2 separate regions of the Homo sapiens genome follow, and region 1 is linked to region 2. A link is a contact called in ENCODE Hi-C or POLR2A ChIA-PET data. All regions are on one chromosome and are shown on one strand. Each heading gives the region's core, a stretch centred on a gene start or an enhancer-like site at or near the end of the contact. The rest is flanking DNA. Distances are from core to core; before and after follow the strand shown. Region 1 has its middle 120 kb from the start of XYLT1. Region 2 has its middle 59 kb from the start of XYLT1.

Evidence for each region. A loop is a pair of places that touch in the nucleus more often than their neighbours do. ChIA-PET counts read pairs that join two places held with the same protein, here RNA polymerase II (POLR2A). Pooled maps may share reads with other maps.
Region 1: a loop to region 2 is called in a pooled map, with 4 times the contacts of the local background. The contact joins two enhancer-like sites. A Hi-C loop is called at or near these places in 2 of 168 maps with a recorded cell type or tissue (PC-9 and sigmoid colon) and 4 of 50 pooled maps. POLR2A ChIA-PET finds 5 or more read pairs at or near these places in 4 of 52 experiments (GM12878, OCI-LY7, Panc1 and 1 more).

Annotation. Positions count from the first base shown.
Region 1 is chr16:17,589,125-17,593,351 of GRCh38, reverse strand. No RefSeq gene overlaps it. Among named protein-coding and RNA genes, the nearest start is that of XYLT1, 120 kb to the right of the region's middle. Within about 2 kb of position 1,476, at least 3 of the 41 ENCODE cell types and tissues checked have a DNase peak (open chromatin) inside an H3K27ac peak, as active enhancers do.
Region 2 is chr16:17,527,717-17,532,018 of GRCh38, reverse strand. No RefSeq gene overlaps it. Among named protein-coding and RNA genes, the nearest start is that of XYLT1, 59 kb to the right of the region's middle. RefSeq lists an enhancer at 1,593-1,712. Within about 2 kb of position 1,883, at least 4 of the 41 ENCODE cell types and tissues checked have a DNase peak (open chromatin) inside an H3K27ac peak, as active enhancers do.

The DNA of each region.
Region 1 (4,227 bases), core at 227-2,726, 62 kb before region 2:
ATCATTTCATGACCTTTGTTCTTTCCTCCAGGCTTTCTCAATGTCAGCCCTCCTGACATTTGGGAAACAAAGAATTCTTTATTGTGGGTCTGTCCTGTGCATTGTAGGGTGTTCAGCGACATCCCTGGCCTCTCCTCTCCAGATGTCAGTAGCAACCCCTCCACCCCCATCTCCGCAGTAATCAACAATATCTCCAGACATGACAGAATGTCCTTGGGAAAGTCTCCTCCAGTCAAGAGTCTCCGGTCTTGACAAAGTTGATGTTCTTTTGCCTCTTCTGCAGATGAAGCAAATGAGGATTAGTGAACCTCGCAACCTGCCCCCTTACTAGGAAGTGAATTTATAACTACAACTTCTTTTGCATCCCAGGGTTGGGTTATCATGAATTACTGATTTCTGTGCCTTTCCCCTGAGCTTTTGAAATTCTCTGTTGGATGACTACAGGGCTGCCAAGAAGTTTCTATGAGAGAGCTCCCTGCCTCTCCAACTCTTCCAGCACGCTGACAGCCCCATGGAGGGTCACTAAGCTCTGTGGTTACCAAGTCTACCTGCCTCTCTCTGTTCCCAGCTTGCTGACCGTGACTTTTTGACTTCATTCAACAGTGGCTGTGTTCATTTCCCAGACTGTGGAACCTCTACCCTGCAGAGGCCACCAGTGATCAGGGGTTGATTTATTCACAGGTGACATTTTTCTTCTCTTGCATCCAGAGGACTCAGACAGACAATAGACAGACAGCCTCCTTGCAGTTCCCCCAGGCTGGCTGGCAGAATCTTTCCCTTTCCTCTGCAATGGATGGGACAGCTCTTGGAGATGCCAGGCCAATGACTTTCAATCTGACCTGATCCAATGGCTGTTTTTCTAGTAAACAATTTGTAATATCTTCCTTACTGTTTTGAAATGAAAATCACAGCTAATAGAACCTACTCGTAACTATTTAAAAATGCCATGTTATATTAAAAATTGAAAACTAATTTATTATCATATGTATTTTTCATCCACCAGAGACCCATGGTTCCTAACTCACATACGCGGTATCAGGGCATCAGGGCGAGTAACTGCTGAGGCACAATGAGACTTAATGGAATAATAAAATGCATGAACCTGAGTGTAGAATCACCACAGCTGTGACAACTACGAACACAGGCGGAAATGGGGGCAGATAGGGTGATGCAAACACCAGGACCGGTGTTGCCATGGGTAACGTGATTTTCCAAGATAGTGAACCACTCTTCCTGTGGTCCCAAACATATAAAGTACCAGCTTGCCTTGATTTTCATCGTATTGAAATTTCTGAAAATTTTAGTGTGTATTAAAAGTGAAAAAAAAAAAGTCTTACGTTTATGTGTAGAAGAGTTCACCTAGATAGCAATAGGCTTAGAGTAATGAATGGATTTTTTTGCCTATGCAAATTCTCAGCGGGCATTTGAACTCTGCACAGGCTGGCAGGAGTTTTTTGTTTGAGTCAGACTGCCCTGGGCATTACCAGATGTCTGGTATCCTGGCTCCTACCAACTAAATGCTACTGGTGCCTCCTGCCATCATAACAGAAACATAAAAAACACGCCCACCCCCACCTCCCCAAATGTCCCCCTAGGAGGCAGTACTGTTAATGGAAAGGGCTCCCAGTCAAGACCCCAAGAGAGAGTTCTTGGATCTCACGCAAGAAAGAATTCAGTGGGAGTCCACAGAGTAAAGTGAAAGCAAGTTTATTAGAAAAGTAAAGAAACAAAAGAATGGCTACTTCATAGGCAGAGCAGTGGTATGGGCTGCGTGACTGAGTATACTGACAGTTCTCTCTTGATTATGTGCTAAACAAGGAGTAGATTATTCATGTGTCTTCTGGGAAAGGGGTGCGGAGTTCCCAGAACTGAGGGTTCCTCCCTTTTTTAGACCACATAGGGTAACTTCTGGACATTGCCATGACGTCTGTAAGCTGTCGTGGCACTGGTGGGAGTGTCTCTTAGCATGCTAATGCATTCGAATTAGCATATAATGAGCAGGGAGGATGCCCAAATGTCACTTTCATCACCACCTTGGTTTTGGTGGCTTTAGGCTGGCTTCTTTACTGCATCTTGTTTTGTCAACGGGGCTTTTGTGACCTGTATCTTGCGCAGATCTTCCATCTCACCCTGTGACTAAGAATGCCTAACTTCCTGGTCATGCAACCCAGTAAGTCTCAGTCTTATTTTACCCAGCCCTTATTCAAGATGGGGTCACTCTGGTTCAAATGCCTCTGACAGTACTAACCTAAGGAGAGCCACTGCTCTAGATTTTAGGGAGAGTTGCCCCAGTTCTCTGCCTTTTGCGAGCCTGAATTCACTTCCCATTTCTGTGTTTGAACCCCATACTGCAGTCTCCTGGCCCATAATCAGATCTCTGAAACTTACATACCACCACTACAGCCTGGCTGTCATCTCTGGCCCCTGAGGAGTTCCTTCACTGACTTTCAGGCTTTTCTGGTTTTTTTTGTTTTGTTTTTTGAGACAGAGTTTTGCTCTTGTTGCCCAGGCTGGAGTGCCATGGCACGAGTTTGGCTCACTGCAACCTCTGCTTCCTGAGTTCAAGCCATTCTCCTGCCTCAGTCTCCCAAGTAGCTGGGATTACAGGCATGTACCACCACCCCTGGCTAATTTTTTATATTTAGTAGAGGCAGGGTTTCACCAGGTTGGTCAGGCTGGTCTCAAACTCCTGACCTTAGGTGATCCACCCATCTCAGCCTCCCAAAATGCTGGGATTACAGATGTGAGCCACCACATCCAGCCCTTGCTGGGTATTTTGATGGGTTTACAATGTCATGTCCATCTATGGTTGTAGCAGGAGGGGGTGCTGTTTTCCTCAGTTTAGCCTGATAACTTGCTAAAATCCTTGGTGCTTCTGTTTTCTCTCCCTCTCACTATAACGCTGCCCCCAGGATGCTGCGGTTCAAATCTGTCCATCACAACAGCACCCTGTACTTCCACTGTGCATTGACCCAAAACTGATGCTGTGGTTTCTCAGGTCTGTCACTTATGGTCATCTCTCCCCATCTTAAGACAATGTCTGTTCCAGATTTTTCATCATAACAGGCCATGGTTCCTAACTTGCATCTGGAGTCATGTTTCTAGAAAGGTCTCAACCATGGCCTCACACTCTCCAGGACCAGCCTCCCTCCCAGGACAACCTAAGCCTTAGTCTCCTCTTGTGTCCCAAGTCCAGCTGTCTCTTCCACTGCGGTGAGTCCCCCTCTTTTGTCCCTCATGGTTTGTGCTGCCGGCTGACCTCAGTCACAGCCACATGAGTCAGCAGAGATATCGGATAACCTTGAACCTCAACAATGAATGGGGTCAGCATCTCAATTCCTTTCTCCCCAGAAAGGGACTCAGCCCCCTGTGTAAATGTGCCCTCCATTCCCCGCAATGAATAACCCTCTGTAATAGTTACCTATTGCTGCTGTTAACAAATTAAAAACTTACTGCAAATGTGGTGGCTTCAAGCAAACCTCTTCTCTTACTGTTCTGAAGGTCAGAAGTCCCAAATGAATCTAAAGTCAAGGTATTGGTAGGTCTGGCTCCTTCTGGAAGCTCTAGGGGAAGATCTGCCTCCCTGCCCTCTCCAGCTGCTAGAAGCTATCCTCAATCCTTGGCTCATGGCTACACATCACATCACCATTCCCCCCCCTGCTTCCATGGTCACTTCACCTTGTTCCTCCTCTGACCATCTTGGCTTCCTCTTACAAGGATCCTTGTGATAACGTTTAGAGCCAACCCAGATAATTCAAGATAATCTCTCTCTCTCTCTCTCTCTCTCTCTCTCTCTGGATCCTTAACTTAATCACAGCTTCAAAGTCCCCTTTTCCATATAAGAGAACAGTCACTGGATCTACGGATTAGAACTTGGATATCTTTGGGGATGAGATCAAAGAAGGGTCATTAATCAGCGTACTACACCCTCTATCACTTTATAATAGTGCATAGCAGTGTTGAGCTTATCAAACTAAAGGAGAAAAATGTTTGTGTTCTGCTGCATGCACCCTTTCTTCATACCTAGTGGCGCCTCCTTGGATTACATTCATGAGACTAAAGAGATCATTGAATTGGTCTTTAGTGATTCAGAGATTTCTCCTCTAACAGGACATAGAAAAAGCTGACAATGTTTAATTAGAAATTTCTTTTCCTATATTAGTGAAATTAAAATTAATTTCTTACCTGAATCCTGCTAAGAAAGTACAGAATTCTAATGATAAATGG
Region 2 (4,302 bases), core at 634-3,133:
GCATGGTGGCAGGTGCCTGTAGTCCTAGATACTTGGGAGGCAGAGGCAGGAGAATCACTTGAACCTGGGAGGCCGAGGTTGCAGTGAGCCAAGATCACACCACTGCACTCCAGCCTGGGTGACAGAGCAAGACTCCAGCTCAAAAAAAAAAAAAAAGGTATTAGTTAGTTCATAAGATCTCTAGGAGGTGGCATAGGGGATGGGACGGTGGCCTCCAAAAAGATATGACCATGTCCTAATCCCTGAAATCTGTAAATGTGGCTTTATTTGGCAAATGGGGTCTTTACAGATGGAAATAATTTAAAGGCCCTGAGATGAGGAAATCATTCTGGATTATCCACGTGAACCCTGAATCCAATGACAAGTGTCCTAAGAGCGAAGCAGAAGTCATTATATGAAATAGACACTTGCACATGCATGTTTATAGCAGCACAGTTCACAATTGCAAAAATATAAAACCAGCCTAAATGCCCATCAACCAACAAGTGGATAAAGAAAATGTGGTATATATAGATACTGTGGAATACTACTCAGCCATAAAGAGGGACAAAATAATGGCACTCACGACAATCTGGATGGAGTTAGAGACCATTATTTTAAATGAAGTAACTCGCGAATGGAAAACCAAATATTGTATGTTCTTACTCATAAGTGGGAGCTAAGCTATGAGGATGCAAAAGCATAGAAATGATACAGTAGACTTTGGGGACTTGGGGGTACATGGGGAGGGGGGTGAGGGATAAAAGACTACACACTGGTTACAGTTACACTACTCAGGTGCACAAAAATCTCAGAAATCACTACTTAAGAACTTTTCTTTCTCTTTCTCTCTCTCTTTTTTTTTTTTTTGGAGACAGAGTCTTGCTCTGTCACCCAGGCTAGGGTGCACTGGCCCAATTTCAGCTTACTGCAACCTCTGCCTCCTGGGTTTCAAGTGATTCTAGTGCCTCAGCCTCCTGAGTAGCTGCGATTACAGGTGCATGCAACCACGCCTGGATATTTTTTTTTTTTTTTTGTATTTTTAGTAGAGATAGGGTTTCACCATGTTGGCCAGGCTGGTCTTGAACTCTTCCCCTCAAGTGATCTGCCCACCTCAGCCTCCCGAAGTGCTGAGATTACAGGCGTGAGCCACCACACCCAGCCCACCACTAAAGAACTTTTCCATGCAACCAAACACTACACGTTTCCCCAAAACTATTGAAATAAAAGTAAATATTTTAAAAAATAAATAAAAATGAGATTTTTTAAAAAGTGAAACAGAAAGAGTCTTAATACCATCAGAAGAGAAGACATAGAGAAGAGAAGGAAGCCTGACCATGCAGGTAGCAATGAGAGTGATGCAGCCAGAATTCAAGGAATGCCAGCAGCCACCAGCAGATGAAGAAGCAAAGAAGGAATTCTCCCCTAGAGCCTCCAGAGGGAAAGCCACCATTGAGGGAAATGCCAGCTTCCATGGTGAAGGCTGGAGCAAGCAAGCTGATTGGTGGAAATGAGGTCACGTGCTTTTACCCTAGCTGCAAGGGAAGCTGGGAAAACTGGTATCAGCTTCTGCAGAGAAAGGTGGGAACAGAGACCAGGAGGATTCCCTCAGCATAGGTAGGTTCTGGGCAGTCAAAAATGAGGAGAGATGTTCTCTAGAGGTGGCTAGCAGAGCACATCTTCATTCTGCACTCTGACTCCTCCTATTAGTTGGAAATAACAGGGAATCCCCTGCTTCTCCAAGTCTAAGCAGCTCTGCAGCCACCTTGCTGGGTGAGCCAGGTCTCAGGTGTCTTGCTCCTGTGTTTCATGAACTATCGGTTTTGCTTGCCCAATTCCATTACCGTAGCAGCTGGGTTTTAGTTTTGGTTTTGTTTTTTTCTGAGTTAACTATTCTTTCGTTGTCAGGGCTTGCATCCTGTTGAAGGCTGCTCAGCAACGCAGGCTGTGTTACATGATGTGGCCTCACCACTCTCCCCAGTATCTCTCCACTGCTCCCTGGGCTTCAGCCGCACTCATTTCTCCCACTGCTTCTGGAATATTCCAGGTACCCTGCTCATCAGGGCTGTCGCTCACTTGCTCCCTTCTGCCTGGAATACACCTCCCTTCCACCTGCTATGACTTACTGCCTCATTTGATTCAGCTCTTTGCCCAAATGTCACCTCTTCCAAATGACTTTTCCCAGCTGCTTGATCTAAAACAGTAGCCCCTTCTCATCACTCTTCATCTTTTACCTGCTTTACTATAAAAGCATTTATCACTAGCTAGTATGAATTATGCATTTATTCGCTTATTTTTTTATTGGGCACTTTCCCCCCGCTAGAACACAAGTTCCATGAAAAGAGAAATCTTTATATTTTGCTTGCTACTGTATCCCTCGTGTCTAGAATAATTCTTGAAATGCAGGAGTTGTTCCGCATGTACTAGCGGAATGCATAAATTATATTGTCACTAATAGTTTAAATATTTCCCCTTTTTAACTAGGATTTAGTCATTTCTAGAAAATGATTCTTTCCATCATTCTGCCTGTCTTCCAGAGCCTAGCAGAGTGTCAAACTCATAATGGGCCACAGGGAATATTTATGGGAGGGATGAGTGAATGGGTGAGCACATTTAGACTCTCGTTAAAACCAAACACTTGGCAATAAAATGCAAGATTCTCAAGTTGCGATTTCTTCTAATGGTATTTCCCAACTTTAAGCTGGCATCCAATACAATCATTTCTGTCTTTCTAGAGCTGTACTCACACATATAGACAGCTTATATGGTTTTGTACGCATGGAATCTTATGCTAGTAAGGAGTGATAAACATTTGTCTACTTTGTATGTTTATTCATTAGCACAATCTCTTCCCCCTCCACCAGACAAGAACTGATGTTGAACACCATTCTGTGGAACAGATAAACAGGGATGGTTTTGGCTGGGGGCCCCGGTCATTGTCCACATCACCTACCCTTGTGTCATCACAACTCTAAGCTCTGGGTCTCTCTGGCAGCTTTGGAAACACCTGTATTGAGAAGAACAAGGAGTGTGTTTGTCTCTTTCAGATTCCACACAAATACCCCTTATTCCCTTTCTCTTCTTTTGTTGGCAATGAAGATTCTAGGGGTGTGTCCAGGCTCAGACAGCCTCACGGGAGGTTGCAAGCCTGGGTAGGGGAATGTGAGCAGAACAACCAAGACAGCCTAGATGGAGATTTCTGTCCTCATGGTTTAATTCCCTGTATTTCCTTTTGGCTCAATCTTGGGCCATTAAAGGAAGAGGCTTCATTATATATATGTGCGTGTGTGTGTCTGTGTGTGTGTATGTTTATTTTTATATGTATATATATAATTTATATATATAATCTGCTATGTACTATGTACTATATTACACATTGTATATACTGTGCCGTGTACTATTAGGTTGGCACAAAAGTAATTGCAGTTTTGCCACTTTTATGAGAAAAAAATGCAATTACTTTCACACCAACCTAGTATATTAGAGCATTATGTGGATCTCCACACATTGGATGGTAGGGATGAGTATCATACCTATTTTACAGATGGAGGAATGAAAGTTTCGAGAGATGATCGTATTTACCTAGGACCGCAAAGAGACAGAGACCTTGAAACTAGATTTGACTGTCAACCTCTACCTACAGAGGAAAGGAGGAGTGATCACTTCTTTCACAATCCATTGGTGTTTTTCACCAATTGCTTTTGAGAGTTCAAGATCCACGACCGGCAGCAGAACTCTCAGCCTCATTGGGCGCCCAGGGGCACTCTGGCAGGTCCCTGGGAAATGGTGCCCCAGCCTCTTGATTTATTGAGATTGCAGCTTGGCTGATGGCTGGCCAGCATGAAGTGCGTGCTGATGAGGAGGTGCCGTGGGCCATGTGGGCCTTGGAGGCTGCTCTGCCTGGGAAGCGGATTTTTTTTTTTCTGTCTCATGATGGATGGTGCTGGGACCTAGCCAGACAGTGTCAATCAATCCACAATTCCTGGGGACCTGCTCTGAGTCAGGCACTGTGCTAGGTGCTGGGGATACCCCAGGTTGTATGACAGCCAAGCCTTGCCAGGTCAGCAAATCGAAGGCTAGTTTTAAGCCCCAACTGCCCCTTTGCTAGATCCCTTCACACAGTGCATATAAGGGCAGCCTTGGTCCCTATTCTCATGGAGCTCCATCAAAAGGTGGAAAAATACACAAGCCTACTGAATATGTCATTTTATAAGTATGATAAGGAGGGCATGGGACTGTATAGATAAAGGAAACTGAGCCAGGTTGGGCAGCATCAGGAAAATCTCTCTAGAAATAATGTTTGCGCAACAATCAGAAAGATGA